Regions from separate parts of the Mus musculus genome. Here region 2 is linked to region 1. A link is a loop called in an ENCODE intact Hi-C map of the cell type or tissue named here. Cell type or tissue: heart. All regions are shown on one strand. Links, peaks and the distances in the headings refer to the core of each region. The heading gives the core; the rest is flanking DNA.

What was found. Hi-C counts contacts between places; a loop is a spot of excess contacts. Peaks named below come from ENCODE experiments on the same cell type or tissue, not always from the same donor. Only the 100,000 strongest peaks of a DNase experiment are listed, where the experiment ranks them.
Region 2: a loop joins it to region 1, with 7 times the contacts of the local background. A loop is called at or near these places in 23 of 42 quality-filtered maps.

What each region holds. Positions count from the first base shown.
Region 1 is chr10:126,916,336-126,924,177 of GRCm38, reverse strand. No RefSeq gene overlaps it. Among named protein-coding and RNA genes, the nearest start is that of Gm30456, 15 kb to the left of the region's middle. In heart, for the core only: a CTCF peak has its summit at 3,749 (motif pointing right); a DNase peak (open chromatin) is centred at 4,907; H3K27me3 peaks cover 480 bases.
Region 2 is chr10:127,026,735-127,034,576 of GRCm38, reverse strand. Tsfm (Ts translation elongation factor, mitochondrial) reads left to right here and starts at 3,763. Exons shown (of 6, transcript NM_025537.3): 1 at 3,763-3,833; 2 at 3,941-4,114; 3 at 4,895-5,023; 4 at 6,090-6,212. The coding sequence starts at 3,780. It overlaps Eef1akmt3 (EEF1A lysine methyltransferase 3), which reads left to right. Exons shown (of 3, transcript NM_001205036.1): 3 at 1,263-1,672. The coding sequence ends at 1,672. In heart, for the core only: a CTCF peak has its summit at 3,675 (motif pointing right); a DNase peak (open chromatin) is centred at 3,756; H3K4me3 peaks cover 1,220 bases; H3K27ac peaks cover 673 bases.

The DNA.
Region 1 (7,842 bases), core at 984-5,983:
TGGACTCCAGCTCTAGGAGATCTGATTCTACCTTCTGGCTTATGTGTGAAGCTACCCACGCATGTGCACAAACATACATGCATACACATAAATGAAAAATAAATCTTAAAAAGGAAAGAACACCTTGAAAAGCTACATTGTCACTAACATCTGCCTGATATGCCTGGTCCCTGAATCTGGTGTTTATCTCTCTGACGAAGCGATTTGGATATCTTTACTGTATGAGTTTTTCTTAAACGTGCATCTTTCCCCATATATTTTGTTTCTCAGAGTCTTCATGTTGATAGCTTTTCAGGGCCAGTTGACTCAGAGTGCAGTAAACTGAATTATTTGAATAGACCACAACTAAAGTTTCCATTTCTGGTTAGTGCACATCAAAGTTGGGTCCGTTTCCCCCTGTTGCAAAGACTGGGAACATTCCTCAAACAGCTCTTTATGTACATGAGATCTCGTTGGATCTCCCAACTGGAGCCAAGTTGCTGGTCCATAGAATATGGATGTCTTCCATGGTTCTAGAATTATTCTTCAAAGTGGTTTGTGCATATTAGCACCCTTACCCACTGTGATGGTTTGTATATGCTTGGCCCAGGGAGTAGCACTATTAGGAGGTGTGGCCTTGTTGGAGGAAGTGTGACACTGTGGGCATGGGCTTTAAGACTCTCATCCTAGCTGCCTGGAAGCCAGTCTTCTCCTACTGGCTTTCAGATGAAGAGGTAGAACTCTCAGCTTCTCCTGCACCATGCCTGCCTGGATGCTGCCATGCTCCCACCTTGATGATAATGGACTGAACCTCTGAGCTTCTAAGCCAGCCCCAATTAAATGTTGTCCTTATAAGATTTGCTTTGGTCATGGTGTCTGTTCGCAGCAGTAAAACCCTAACTAAGACACCCATGTTACTCACACCAACTCAAGGCACTGTCAAACCTTTTACTCTTCTTTTAAAAAATTTATTTATTAACATTTATTTATTTATTATATGTAAGTACACTATAGCTGTCTTCAGACACTCTAGAAGAGAGCATCAGATTTTGTTACAGATGGTTGTAAGCCACCATGTGGTTGCTGGGATTTGAACTCAGGACCTTTGGAAGAGCAGTCGGAGCTCTTAACCGCTGAGCCATCTTACCAGCCCCTTTTACTCTTCTTAAATTTGATATGAAGCACTGCCTTGATTTTTGTTTCTATTTCTCTGGCGATTAATTAGTTAAATTAGCATTTTTACCCATTTTTTTTCTGTTTTGGCCATGTAGGTTTGTCTTAGGAGAGTCACTGTTATCTGTATTTTTCCTGTTGGAATGAATTGGGGTTGGGGATTTAGTTCAGTGGTAGGGCACTTGTCTAGCTAGAAGACCAAGGGTCCAGGTTCAGTCCTCAGCAGTGTGGTAGGGAGGGGCAGGTTTGGGGGTGTGGTCAGGGAATCACAGGAAGACAATAAAACAAACAAAAAAAAAAAGATCAAGGCAACTGTTAGAAACAGACAATGTTTGTTTTTGTTTATATATATGTGTGTGTGTGTATGTGTGTAAGATGTTTATGTTGTATGAGGGTGTGTGTGTGTTTGTGTTTGTGTCTGTGTTGTGTGTGTGGTGTTTATGTTGTGTGTGTGTTTGTGTGCATGTGTGTGTTTGTGTCTGTGTCATATATGTGTGTGTTTATGTTGTGTGTGTGCTTGTGTATGTTGTGTCTGTATATGTGTGTGTGTGTGTGTGTTATTTATGTTGTGTGTGTGATGTTTATATTGTATGTGTGTTTGTGTGTGTTTGTGTCTGTGTTGTATGTGTGTGTTTATGTTGTGTGTGGGGCATGTGGGGTGTGTGTTTGTATCTGTGTTGTGTTGTATGTGGTGTGTATGTAGTGTTTATGTTGTATGTTGGGTATGTATGTTTGTGTCTCTGTTGCGTGTGTGTATGCGTGTTTTTGTCTATGTTGTATGTGTGTGATGTTTATGTTGTGTGTGTGTTTGTGTCTGTGTTGTATATATGTGTGTTTATGTTGTGTGTGGGGTGTGTGCTTGTGTATGTGTGATGTGTGTGTGAGTGTATGTGTGGTATGTGATGTATGTGTGGTATATGATGTATGTGTGTGGTGTGTGCATGTGTGGTGTGTGCATGTGTGGTGTGTGCATGTATGTGTGTAGTGCCGGGGATCCAGCCTAGATCTTCACATGTCAGACAAGCACTCTTCCACAGAGCTGTCTTTATTCTCTTCCCCCTTTCCCACCCATGCCAGGGATTGAACCTGTGGCCTCACAGATGCTCAGCAGTAGATGGTCTACCTCTAGTCCTCTTCCTACTTTTTAAAAAGTAGCGGGCTGGAGAGATGGCTCAGTGGTTAAGAGCACTGACTGCTCTTCCAGAGGTCCTGAGTTCAAATCCTGGCAACTACATAGTGGCTCACAACCATCTGTGATGAGATCTGTTGCCCTCTTCTGGTGTGTCTGAAGACAGCTACAGTGTATTTATAATAAATAAATAAATAAATAAATAAATAAATAAATTTTTTAAAAATAAAAAATAGAGATAAGGTCTCTCTAAGCCCCTTAGGGAGGTTTGAATGGCAGGCTTGAGCTGGGGATCACAAAGATTTGCCCTCAGGACTGGCTTCTCACTCATACAAAAGAAATAAATTAAAAAAAAATCATATATATATATAGTGGCTGTCTTCAGACACACCAGAAGAGGGTGTCAGATCTCATTACAGATGGTGTGAGCCACCATGTGATGTGGTTGCTGTCTTTCTCATTTTTTAAGTACAGTGTCTTGGGTCACTTGCAGGAGGACAGCTGTGCCATCTGAGGACCCAGCATGTACCTGGCACACCCCTTTAGAGGCAGATGACAATAGGGCAGACAGTGAAGGCTCAAATGCACATCATCTTGTCCCAGGTCACATAGGTGTACGTGGCTAAGCTGGGGCTCTCCAGCCTTGCACGCTCCGGGACACAGTGGCATTACTGTGATTACATTGTATTAGGGGAGGGTTTGGATCTCATAAAGATTTATCAGGAAGGCTTTCTAGCAAGAGGATGCAATTAAGACATATTTAAAGAGATTGCTATCTCAGCAGTGGAAAATTTTCATTTCTATGTTTTAATGTCAGTAATTGGCATAAGTGGTCCTTCATGGAGAACACAGGTAAATGAGCAGTGATTAGCATTGGACTCTATTGAAAACAAAAACAAAAACAAAGCAGGAGCTGTCCTAATTGGCTCATGTGTGGATGCTCAACATAGAGGCCAGGCAGGATTCCGTTCCTCCTCTCACGTGCGGGATACCTGGGTGACATTAAACTTTCTCTGTGCTCATTCAGCTGCTCGATAACTGTCTTCCTAAGTAGGCATATTGTTTAGAGCTGAGAGTGTTGAGTAGAGCCATGAGCTGCCATCATGGAGTCTTTAGTTCAGGAGAACAATAATCGATAAACCAGACAAACCAGACAAAGATTTAAACACTTGCCCAAAACACCATGAAGGCCACTTACAAGTGAAGGGCTGTGAAGGGTGATGTGGGGGAGGGGAAGTTAGGGAATGTCCTAGATATACATTTTGTGGATGACCAGATACTAGCATTTATTTGGTTAATTCATTAAAAAAAGTTTTAAAGACAGGGTTTCATATATCCTAGTTTGGCCTCAATCTTTCTTTACTTCCTTACTTTCTTTTAAAAAAGATTTGATTTCTATTATGTGTACATATGTTTATGTGTGTGTGTGTATGTGCGCACACATATGAGTGCAGTGCCCAAGGGAGCCAGAAGAGGGCACCAGATCTCCTGGAGCTGAACTGACACATGGCTGTGAGCCTAGATTCTAGGGACTGAATTAGGGTTCTCAGGAGGAGCAGTGTGTGCTGTTAACTACGGAGCCTGCTCTCCAGCCCCAAACTTGAATATTCCGACTTTCTGATGTGGGGAATGTGGGAGCTACAGATGTACTAGAGTATTTGAGGTTTTATGTTATGCTGGGCACACTAGAAAAGCACTCTACTAACTGAGCCATATCCTATCACCTAACACTTAACCCCCCCCTCCCTAATCAGCCCCTGTGTAAAGAGCTTTTTGTCAGAAGAGAAACAGCGTCAGTATATAAAGAAGAAAAGGAACAGGAAAATTGTGGTCCTCTCTCCCTGCTGCTATGTCGCTCAGGCTGGCCTGGAATTCTAGCCCCTGCTTCCTCTGCATCCCCAGGGCTGGGATTACAGGAGTGCACCACTACACCTGACTGTTCTCAGGTATTTGTATTTGTTCTCTTAAAAAAATTAAGAGAACAAATACACCACACCACACCAGGCGGCAGTGGCTCATGCCTTTTTATTTCAGTACTCAGCTCTCGGGAGACAGAGTCAGGCAGATCTCCTTAAGTTCCAGGCCCTAGGAAAGCCAGGGTTATACAGAGAAACCCTGTCTCTCAAAAACAACCAACCAGCCGGGCAGTGATGGCGCACTTCTTTAATCCCAGCACTTGGGAGGCAGAGGCAGGCGGATTTCTGACGTCAAGGCCAGCCTGACAGAGTGAGTTCCAGGACAGCCAGGGCTACACAGAGAAACCCTGTCTCAAAAACAAAGAAAGAAAGAAACAAACAAGCAAGATAAAACCACCATGAACGTCCAGGGATTTTTCCAGGTCTGTGTAAATTCCCAGTCCACACTAATTTCTGGCCCCTTTATTTACTTTCCCCCGTTGTTGAACAGTTCTTGATGCTGCCCCTTCCCCTTCCCACATTTATTCTTCCCGAGCAAAGTGGAAACTTACAGGCATTTGATCACCCGTGGGAGAGGCGTCGAGTTACCAGGAGGAGAGACTAAAAGAAAAAGGGTGTTGAAGTGTGTAGAACCAGAACGGAGCCCCTGCCCTCTTTAGACTGGTATTTGGGTCCACCTGGTGGCCACAAGAGCCTTAACACAAACAGGACCTGTCTGTCTCCCCCTCGTGGCAACCGCTGGTAAGACATGCTGGGAATCCCCTGCTCTTACACTCACAGACACATGATGAACAGCGTTTGTAAATCCCTTAATTTCCATTAAGCGGATGGAGCTCAAAGCTGAACCAGGCAGTGTCACTGCAGGTATAGCATCCTCAGAATCTCCCTGCTGGGAGAGTTAAAATATCCCCAACTATGAAAATCCAATGTGGAGTGGAGCAGGGTGCAAATATATTGCATACTCTCATTGAAAAGAAAACCTTAAGCCGGGCGTGGTGGTGCACGCCTTTAATCCCAGCACTTGGGGAGGCAGAGGCAAGTGGATTTCTGAGTTCGAGGCCAGCCTGGTCTACAAAGTGAGTTCCAGGACAGCCAAGGCTACACAGAGAAACCCTGTCTCGAAAAGCAAAACAAAACAAAACAAAACAACAACAACAAAAAAACCCAACCAACCAACCAACCAACCAAACAAACAAACAAACAAAAAAAAAAGAAAATCTTTATCTTGGGGGCTTGGAAGGCAGCTCAGTAACAGAGTCTCTGTTGAGCTCCTTGCAAGACCCTGGCTCTGACGCAAACACGGCAAAACCAAATTGGAAACAAGATCCAGGCAAACTAGGAATTTATTATGTCATCCATGTTGGCCTCCCACCTATGTAGTCAAGGGTGGCCTTGAACACGTGAACTTCCTGCCTCTACCTCTTGAGCACCTGCAACCCACGTGTGTTACCAACATGCCTGGTTTATGTGGTGCTGGCCATCCAACTGGGGTCGTTGTGCCTGGTAGGCAACTATTCTTCCAGCTGAGCTATCTTACCAACCCAGATTTATGTTTAAAGAGTAATAATTTCGGTAGCAATGAGAACAGATACGTTCTCAGCAGACTTCTATAGACTCTCAGCCAAAGGGGATCGAGTCCCAAGCCTACTAGTAAAATAGAGATTCGGAGGAAAGAAGCCCTTGAGGGCTTCTGAGAATAGGGATGGGTGAGGAATCTGGACTCATTGTCGCCCAGGGTTCTGGCTGGGATAGTACAGGGGCAGAGTGGAGTGTGCCCTGTGAATGCGTGTCAGGCAGGCAGGTTCCTATGGGGATCAGGGCTTAGCTTCACTGAGTAAAAGGACCCCAGAGAGTGTGGAAGAGTGTGGAGGTGTGCTTCGTGCACAAGCAGGGAGCTGAGGGTGAACTCTGATGGGCAAGGGGGTGGCGGCAGTCGACACAGGATCCAGGAAAAGAGGGGAGGAGTGCTAGCGAGCTGTGGGCATGCTCTGTGGGATAAGAAGGGGGTGGGGTGGTAAACTGTGAGGTCTACATTGTATCAAAGTGTCTTTTTAAAAAACTACCTTTGTGCTTCCTGCATCTCCCACTTGCACATTCAGTGCTCGCATTTAGAGAAAGGGGTGTGTTCCAGCTGCAGCGCCTTCAGCCATCACAGCTGGAACACACCCCTTCACCAGCATCCTTCACCAACCCGCTCTCACTACACTGCGGTGGCTGATGTTCCCACTCGCTGTGTGTTCTTCCCCACTTTGCCAGATCCCTTTCCTGCCCGTTACTAACTGGACAGCCTGGCATTCAGGACCGTTAGAATTGGGATTTTCACTGTTGTCGGAGTGTCCATACATGTACACCATGCCAGATGGTAGACACTCCGGCATACATTTCCCACATCCTCAGAGAATCCCCTTCGCCTTGGTCCAGCTAGTCCTTCATTCAACCTTCCCTGGTTCTTTCAAACTTCATGTGTGCGCTTGTACGTGTGTAGGTGTCTGTGTACGCGGAGGCCTGAGATGGGGATTGGCCATTCTCCTTTATTGCTTACTGTTTGAGGCAGAGTCTCTCAGTGAACATAAATTGTTTTAGCTAGATTGGCTGGCTAGCAAGCTCACAGACGCTTCCTGTCTCAACTTCTCCAGCACTAGAATCATAAATCCTATCCCAGTAGCCAGGGGTCTGAACTCAGGACCCCAGGTTTGAACAGAAGCAGTTTATCAAATGAAATGTTTCCCCAACCCCACCCTCACCCCACCTTTTGAGACTTTCAATTAAGTCTTAAAAAAGATTTATTTTATAGACACAGTTATGGGTGTTTTGTCTGCATGAATGTCTGTGTATCACATGTGTGCCTGTTGCTTGCAGAAGCCAAAGGAAGCTGTCAGGTTTCTGGAACTAGAGAAATGTTATGAATGGTTGTGAGTTATCATGTGGGTGCTGGGAATTGAACCTACATCCTCTAGGCCTCTCCAGACCCTCTACACAGTCTTCTTTCTTTCTTTCTTCCTTTCTTTCTTCCTTCCTTCCTTCCTTCCTTCCTTCCTTCCTTCCTTTCTTTCTTTCTTTCTTTCTTTCTTTCTTTCTTTCTTTCTTTCTTTCTTTCTTTTGTTTCTCTTTCTTTCTTTCTCTCCCTCTCTCTTTCTTTTCTTTTTAATCTTCTGAATTCTTTCAGCTCTTATTTTATTCCTGTGTATTAATTTTGAATCCATCTCAAGTCCTTTAAGCCTGTTACGGTAGAAGGATCTCATTTTTGCCTTTGCTTCCTCTCCGATACATATGGCTGCCCAGAGCACACTAGAGAACAATTCATTACAGAGAAAGCTTTAGGAAGTAGCTTAAGTAGGGACAATATATAATGAAGCATACAATTATTTTATAGCAGTTATGTTTTCCAAACTCCTACAAAGAGTGAAATTAGAACCTCTGCTGGGTGTGGTGACACACACCTGTAATTCTAGAATGGAGAGGATGAGGCAGGAGGATTGCTGTGAGTTCAAGGTCAGTCTATATTTCTTAGTAAAACCATGTCTCAAAAGTCAAGACTAAAACTAAAACTTCTCTTGTCCCCTGAAGAATTTCTTGAGGAGGTGCCAGGAAAGAATGGGGAATGTAGGCTGTCTTAGTTAGGGTTCTACCACTGTGAACAGACAC
Region 2 (7,842 bases), core at 967-5,966, 110 kb before region 1:
AAGTGTGGATTCTCCCCTGTCTTGTTCACTGATGTGTTCTAGACACCTGGCATAAGAACTGAAGATGATGATGATGAAGAATAAGTTACCTCTTAGCACTTCTGCTTTCTTTATCATCAATCATGCCTCTAATTAGTTACCTTTTTTTTTTTTTTTTTTTTGGTTTTTCGAGACAGGGTTTCTCTGTGTAGCCCTGGCTGTCCTGGAACTCACTTTGTAGACCAGGCTGGCTCTGCCTGCCCCTGCCTCCCAAGTGCAGGGATTAAAGGCGTGCGCCACCACCGCCCAGCTGATTAGTTACTTTTGTTACTACTTTTGCAGCTGTTTCCAAGTCTGGAATAAACTTTCTGGAGGCTGCTGTTTTGTTCTGCCTTCGGTTGTATCCCTCGAGTTTAGCAAGCACTCAGTACACAGTTGTTGTGAGAGTGAAGTGTTCTGAAATGCTGATCTCATTGTCTTTAGCCCTGATCTTACTCTTAAAACCTGTTTCTCCAACTGGCAATATAGCATGCCTAGCACGAGACCACACTCCATCAAGCCTGACTCTCTCTTAGCATGCAATGGCCCTCCGTTTGGCTCTTGACATTCTTTCAATTTCTACATCTTCTAGCTCAGCGGTTCTCAACCCTCCTAATGCACGGTGACCCTTTATCCAGTTCCTCTTGTTGTGGGGACCCCCAACCATAAAGTTATTTTCACCGCTACTTCATAACTGTAATTTTGCCACTGTTATGAAATGTAACTGTAGATACCTATGTTTTCCGATTGGGGGTGGGTTTCACGACCCACAGATTGAAAACCTCTGCTCTAGAGTCTAGCCTCCCTTAAACTATGCCTTGCCCTTTGCCTGCCAGGCACTTGTGTTCCCCATTCTTTGCTCAGAAAGGCGCACCTGACCAATGTGTGCTTGTCCTTTCGGACTCAGCTGAGGTCACGTCTCCTGGGTTTGTGTGGGTAGGGGTGCATAGCTCACCCCCCCCCCCCCCCCCGCTTGGTCTTGCTCAGGCTTTTGCTGACATCTGATTGTTGTGTGTTGAGCAGAAGGGTTGAAGATTAGCTCGGAGAGAATGTTGATGTTGTAGAATGTAGAGTAATGAGAGTGGCTGGCGTGGCTGGCACTGAGGTTAGGGCAACTAAAAGCCAAAGTATGGACTTCGGGTCATGGAGACACGAGACCTTAGGGTCTCTGACCCTCCAGGCAGGAGTCAGGAGCCCTGTCTTGGTCCCTCTGACTTGCATTTTCCCTCCCCACTCTCCCTCAGGGGGGGATGTTACCATCACTGATTTGCCAGTGGCACTAGAGCAAATCCAGGATAACGTCCACGCCAATGTGCCACCCGGAGGCCGGGCTCGGGTGTGCGCCTTGTCCTGGGGAATTGACCAGCATGTCTTTCCTGGAAACTATGACTTGGTGCTGGGGGCGGATATCGTGTACCTGGAACCTACCTTCCCGCTACTGTTGGGGACTCTCCGACACCTGTGTGGGCCCCACGGCACCATCTACCTGGCCTCCAAGATGAGAGCAGAACACGGGGCAGAGACCTTCTTTCGGCGCCTCCTGCCCCAGCACTTCCACCTGGAGCTGGCCCAGCGGGATGAGGATGTGAATGTCAACATCTATAGGGCCAGGCACAGGGAGGTGGCACCTGCCGGACAGCACCCCTTCTGTTGACCTAACTCTTGTCTCAGTGGAGGAATGGCATCCCTCCAGAGCCGCGAACACCAAGAGGAAAGAAAAGGATGGATCCCCCCCCCCAGTCCCCGTCTCCCATCCCCCACCCCATCCCCGTCTCCCCCCCCCCCCTTTCTTCCTTCCCTCTTCCCTTCGGTTCCCTTAACTACTCTTGGGAAGATGCAGAAGGGTGGCTGCTTGTTAGGAATGGCAGAACCCCAGGAGCTTTGAGTTTAAAGCCTAAAGAAAGCACCCAACACTTGCCTTCAGAGGAAGGCGATCAGGATAGTTAGGACTAAATGGCATGAACAGTCCCTGCAGAGAGATCACCACTTACACTTCTTTACATAGCATGGACTCTTTAAAACTCTTTGACTTTTTGTTTTTGTTTTTGTTTTTTTTTTTTTGGTTTTGCAAGACAGGGTTTCTCTGTGTAGCCCTGGCTGTCCTGGAACTCACTCTGTAGACCAGGCTGGCCTCGAACTCAGAAATCCGCCTGCCTCTGCCTCCCAAGTGCTGGAATTAAAGGCGTGCACCACCACTTCGTGCATCTTTGCCATTTTTTTTAAAGATTTATTTTATTAATATATGTAAGTACACTGTAGCTGCCTTCAGACACTCCAGAAGAGGGAGTCAGATCTTGTTGTGGATGGTTGTGAGCCACCATGTGTTTGCTGGGATTTGAACTCTGGACCTTCGGAAGAGCAGTCGGGTGCTCTTACCCACTGAGCCATCTCACCAGCCCATCTTTGCCATTTTTAAAGGGAAAAACAGGCATTAATTATCTCTCCTGTATCTCTAAACATTGCCAGAAAGCTGGATGCCAAGATACTCCAGAATGTCTGTCTCTTGCTTGTTGAAATAAGAGTCTCAATAGGGGGAGTCTTCCTAGACCTGAGCCCCAGGAGGAGAATCAGAGATGTCCCGTTGGTCTGTAGCTTCTTCATCCTTTGCAAAGCTCAAGACCTGATCACAGGCATCATGTGATCACATTCTGGATTGGGTTCGAGGTTCTTCTAATCTCTAGTTCTTCCTTCCACGTCAGGTTTTCCTTCTTGTTTTGCCTTCGGTTCTTGTCTCTCCCTCTCTGCAGCAGTCTGGCTCTTTTTTTACTTAGCCTTTCGGCACACAACCATCTTTGATGTGTCTGCCACTGTTCTCTTAACCTAGATGCCACGCCTCAAGCTCTTGCCATCTTCCAAAACCTGCTCTAATTAGCTTCTACTGTCAGAACAAACGTCTTTGCTTGGTACTCAGGCCACACACACCTGCTCCTAAACTACTTTGTATCTCATTTCCTACTCTGCTTCTTTTGCACTTTTAGCTAAAGTGTCTTAACGCTTTGTTCCCTAACTCTATGGGCATTCCCTGGCCTCTCCACTTTTCCGATGATCCCTTCCAGGAAGGGCCATTGCTCTCTGTCTACACTTATGCTTTGCTTCTGGAATCAAAAAAAGAAAAAAGAAAAAGAAAAATAAGAAGAAACCACTCCTTTTCCCGAGCTTTCTGTTTGGATGTGGTTTCCTTGACTGGAGATCTTTTAACTGGTTAGGGACCTTATATTGCCTTACCCGATTCTTATTTCCTCAGACCAATAGATGCATTGGAGGGTAGAGCTATGATTTATGCATCACCGATCCCCTGAAACTAGCAACAGCTCCGGGCACACATATGTTCAGTAGATATTTTACTAATTCAGCAATTATTTATTGGGTTTGTTGAAGGAACTCTGCTTCTCCAGGTGACCTTGGGCAATTTCCTGAGCCCACCCTACTTACCTGCCGTGTGTGTGTGTGTGTGTGTGTGTGTGTGTGTGTGTGTGTGTGTGTGTGTGTGTCCGGACTCATAAATGGATAATGAATATAAAAGTACATTGGAAATAAAGAAACAAAGTGTCACCTACATGTCTTGTGTTGTTATTTCGCAGCAACTTTACCGCTAAGTCTTTTGTGAAATATTTTAATGAATTTAAAAGAAGCGGGCACATCCCTCCTGCCAGCAGGTGGCAGCATCCTCGCGCCACGCGTTCTGGGAGGCGTTTTGGCTCTCGCGCCACGCCGTAGGCCGGCGTCCCGTCTGTGCGCCGATGGGCGGGAGGGCCAGAGGGATGTCGCTTCTGCGGTCGCTGCGCTTCTTCCCGGTCGCGTGCACCGGCCGCTCGGTGAGCGCGCGCGCCCTTCCCTTCTCCCGACCCTGGCCCCGCGGATGGTGCTCCCCCTCCTCCCGTTCTGCTCCGGGAGCTCATCCCTTTCTCCTTACTCTCCCCAGGCGAGGGCTGTCCTGCTCCAGCCGTCCCAGCCATGGCTCACGTTTCACGCCGGCCCCTCGCTGTCCTCTGCTGCCTCCAGCAAGGAGCTCCTTATGAAACTGCGGCGGAAAACCGGCTACTCCTTTGTCAACTGCAAGAAGGCTCTGGAGACTTGTGGCGGTGACCTCAAGCAGGTGGGAGGAGGTGCTGCGAGATTTGGTGCTACGGCTCCACCCCATTCTTTCCTTCCGGGGGTCACTCTGCGGAGCATAGACATGACCTGCTGCTGCCCAGTGTCCTGTGCGACAGAACTGGCCAAAGAGGAAAATTTGGCTTAAACGAGAGCTTTACCCTTCGACTGCGTTTTCACTGGAAGCAGTTAACCTAGAAACTTAACTTGCTGAATTCCATGTTCCTTATGGCTATGAGATTTGCTGCTGCCTGGAGATCGGTGTTTGTATAAATTTAGGAGTTAGACTCCAGAGGCTCTCACACCCGCTCAAACTCTGGAGATCGCAATGAATCCTTTCGTGTTGTCAGCGTTGTCTGTATAATGAAAACACTACCATCTATCCTATAGTGGGGTTGTAAAGATTAAAAGTAGAGAAGCAACAGCGACTACAGCGCTTGGTGTAAAGCATTTAGTAGTTTCTCTTATAGAATGTGGGTGTGCAGAAAAAGTCATATGGGGGCTGGAGAGATGGCTCAGCGGTTAAGAGCACTGGCTGCTCTTCCAGAGGTCCTGAGTTCAATTCCCAGCAACCACATAGTGGCTCACAACCATCTGCAGTGGGGTCTGATGCCCTCTTCTGGTGTGTCTGAAGACAGATACAGTGTACTCATACATAAGATAAATAAATCATTAAAGAAAAAGAAATTATAAAAAGTCATATATGGTTTGGACATATTTTAAAGTACCTTTCATTTCTAGTTCCTGTGACTGACTTTCCCCTCTGTTTCTTTTGCATTTGTAGGCAGAGGACTGGCTGCACAAACAGGCCCAGAAGGAAGGATGGAGCAAAGCCGCCAAGCTCCACGGGAGGAAGACTAAAGAAGGCTTGATTGGACTTCTGCAGGAGGGAAACACAGCTGTTTTAGTAGAGGTGCGTTGTTGGGATGCCACATACTAGAAACAGCTGTATCTTGGAGAGTACGATCTGTGGTGGACCCTTTGCATGCTTAAGGAATCTGTAAGCGGTGGCTCGAGTGAAGTCCCCAAGGCCTCCGTTATGTGACGGGATTAAGAATGTAAATGCAGGGCTTGAGAGATGGCACAGTGGTTAAGAGCACTGACTACCCTTCCTGAGGTCCTGAGTTCAATTCCCAGCAACCACATGGTGGCTCACAACCATCTGCAATGGAGTCTGATGCCCTCCTCTAGTGTGTCTGAAGACAGCTACAGTGTTCTCATATATAATAAGTAAATATTAAAGGTAAAAAAAAAAAAGAATATAAATGTCTTGATGGGAATTGTCCTAGCAACCTAGATCATTTATTCTAAATGTTAGACTTAAAATGTTAGACTGTAAGTGGTGGACTTAGAAACTAGTAGCAGGGTGCGGCAGCTCTCGCCTGTGTTCACTCCATACTTGGGAGGCCGGAGGATTACTGTGAGTTTGAGGGCAGCTAGGCTACAAGCTGGAATCCTGGCCTTTACTCTTAAACAAAACAAAACAAAAAACACGGTAAGAAAGTTGGTAATTATAGTAATGTATTACTCGGTGTATTGATGACTAGTAAGTAGCAGGCTTAGAGGAGTCTGTGGGGTCAAGGCGTGTAAAAAACAGATAAAGCTACAAGAAAGGAACAACATAAACAAATGTGGTTTGGGAGATGAACATGGTAGTTTGTGGGTGTAATTCTAGTGCACGGGAGGTAGAGGCCAGAAGGTCAGCTCAGGGTCGTCCTGGTCTACCTAACGAGTTCAAGGCCAGCCTGAGACACTTTCACAAACAGTAGGTGAAGTGGCCATGGTGCGAGTCCCTCAGGGTGTTCTGGAATCCTGCTGGGTATGCAGGCCTCGGCTGACTAGTTCCCTGGCTTCTGCCACCCCGGAACTGTGGGCCTGCAGCTTGTTCCGTCAATACCTTGGACAGGTCTCCAACCTTAAGGCACTTTTAGAAACTATTAGTAAACAGCTTATACAGCAATATCCATGCATTCCCACAGGTAAACTGTGAGACAGATTTTGTCTCCAGAAATTTAAAATTTCAACAGTTGGTCCAGCAAGTAGCCCTGGGAACCATGGCACACTGTCAGAACCTGACGGATCGGCTCTCCACGTACAGTAAGGTGAGCGTGAGGGTCGGCTCCAGCTTGCTGAGTTTTTGTCTTCCACATTTTAGGGTCTGTTCTTTTTCTTTTTTTACCTTTTTGGGGTGAGTGATTGAGGATTGAACCCAGGAACTTGGGCAGACTGTTCTACCAATGAACTGCGCTTCTCTTTTTGGGTGGGGAAGGAGTTGAGACAGGGTTTCTCTGTGTAGCTCTGATTGTCCTGGAACTCACTCAGACAGGCTGGTCTCTGCCTCCTGAGTGCCACCTTCTTTTTTGAGACAGGATCTCTCTAGGCCTGGCTTCTCTGGGACAAGGCTGGCCTCACACTCACAGAGATCTTCCTGCCTCTGCCTCTTGAACTCTGGAATTAGAGAGATGAGCTATTAGACCTGGCTTCCATCATTTTTTGGGATAGGGGTTCTCAATGAACCTGGAGCTCACCCCTTGAGCCAGACTGGTTAGTAATGGATTTCAGAAAGACCACTGCCACCTCACTGCTAGATTACAGATGCATGCCGTCTTTTTATGTGGGTGTTGGGGATGCAGCTCATGCTGTCCGATGTGATGACCCTGAGGGAATACTTCCCAGAAGAACTTCCCTCAGCCATGTTGACCTCTCAGTCCCAGCTAGATAGCATTGATCGTCCCTGTAAAGCAAAGCTTTCGGTCAGTGGTCCTGACTCTTGTTTATCATAAGCTGATTGATTATTCATAGCCCTAGCTGATCAGAAACCACAGATTCACAATTCAAAATATCACATGAATGATAGACTTAAAGGAACTCTCAAAGAAAAGAGAGAGAGGGACAGATGGGCAGGCAAAACAAGCTACACAGTGAGACCCTGTCTCAGAAGAACAAAAGAAATGGACTGGAGAGACGGCTTAACAATTAAGAGCACTGACTGCTCTTCCAGAGGTCCTGAGTTTAATTCCAGGAACCACATTGTGGCTCACAACCATCTGTAATAGGGTCTGATGCCCTCTTCAGGCATGTCTGAAGACAGCCACAGTGTACTCAAAAACATAAAGTAAATAATTCTTTCTTTTATTTTTTTTTATTAGATATTTTCTTCATTTACATTTCAAATGCTATCCTGAAAGTCCCCTATACCCGCCTCCACTCTCCTACCCACCCACTCCCACTTCTTGGCCCTGGCAAGTAAATAATTCTTTAAAAAACAAAAACAAAACATACAGAGACGTATCAAAGCTGAATTAGACAATATACAAATAATGAATTAAATACATTGGCATTATTTTGGTGGACCTGGTTGCCCATGCCTTTAATCCCAGCACTCAGGAGGCAGAGGCAGGTGGATCTCTTGAGTTTGAGGCTAGCCTGGTCTACAGAATGAGTTCTAGGGCAGCCTGGGCTACACAGAGAAAGCCTGTCTTAATCAACCAACAAACAAAAGGATAAGAGACGTCTTGTTGCTTTAGGAAAACATCTCTATCACATCATAGCACTGGTGTGTGCGTGTGTGTGTGTGTGTGTGTGTGTGTGTGTGTGTGTGTGTATGGGTGCGCATGAAGGTCAGAGGATAACTTGCAGGAGTCGGTTCTGTGACAGCTCAGGGCATCCTGTTGGGCAGCACATGTCCCTACCACTGCACTGCCTCGCTGGCTCCCTCTGACTCCCTTTCAA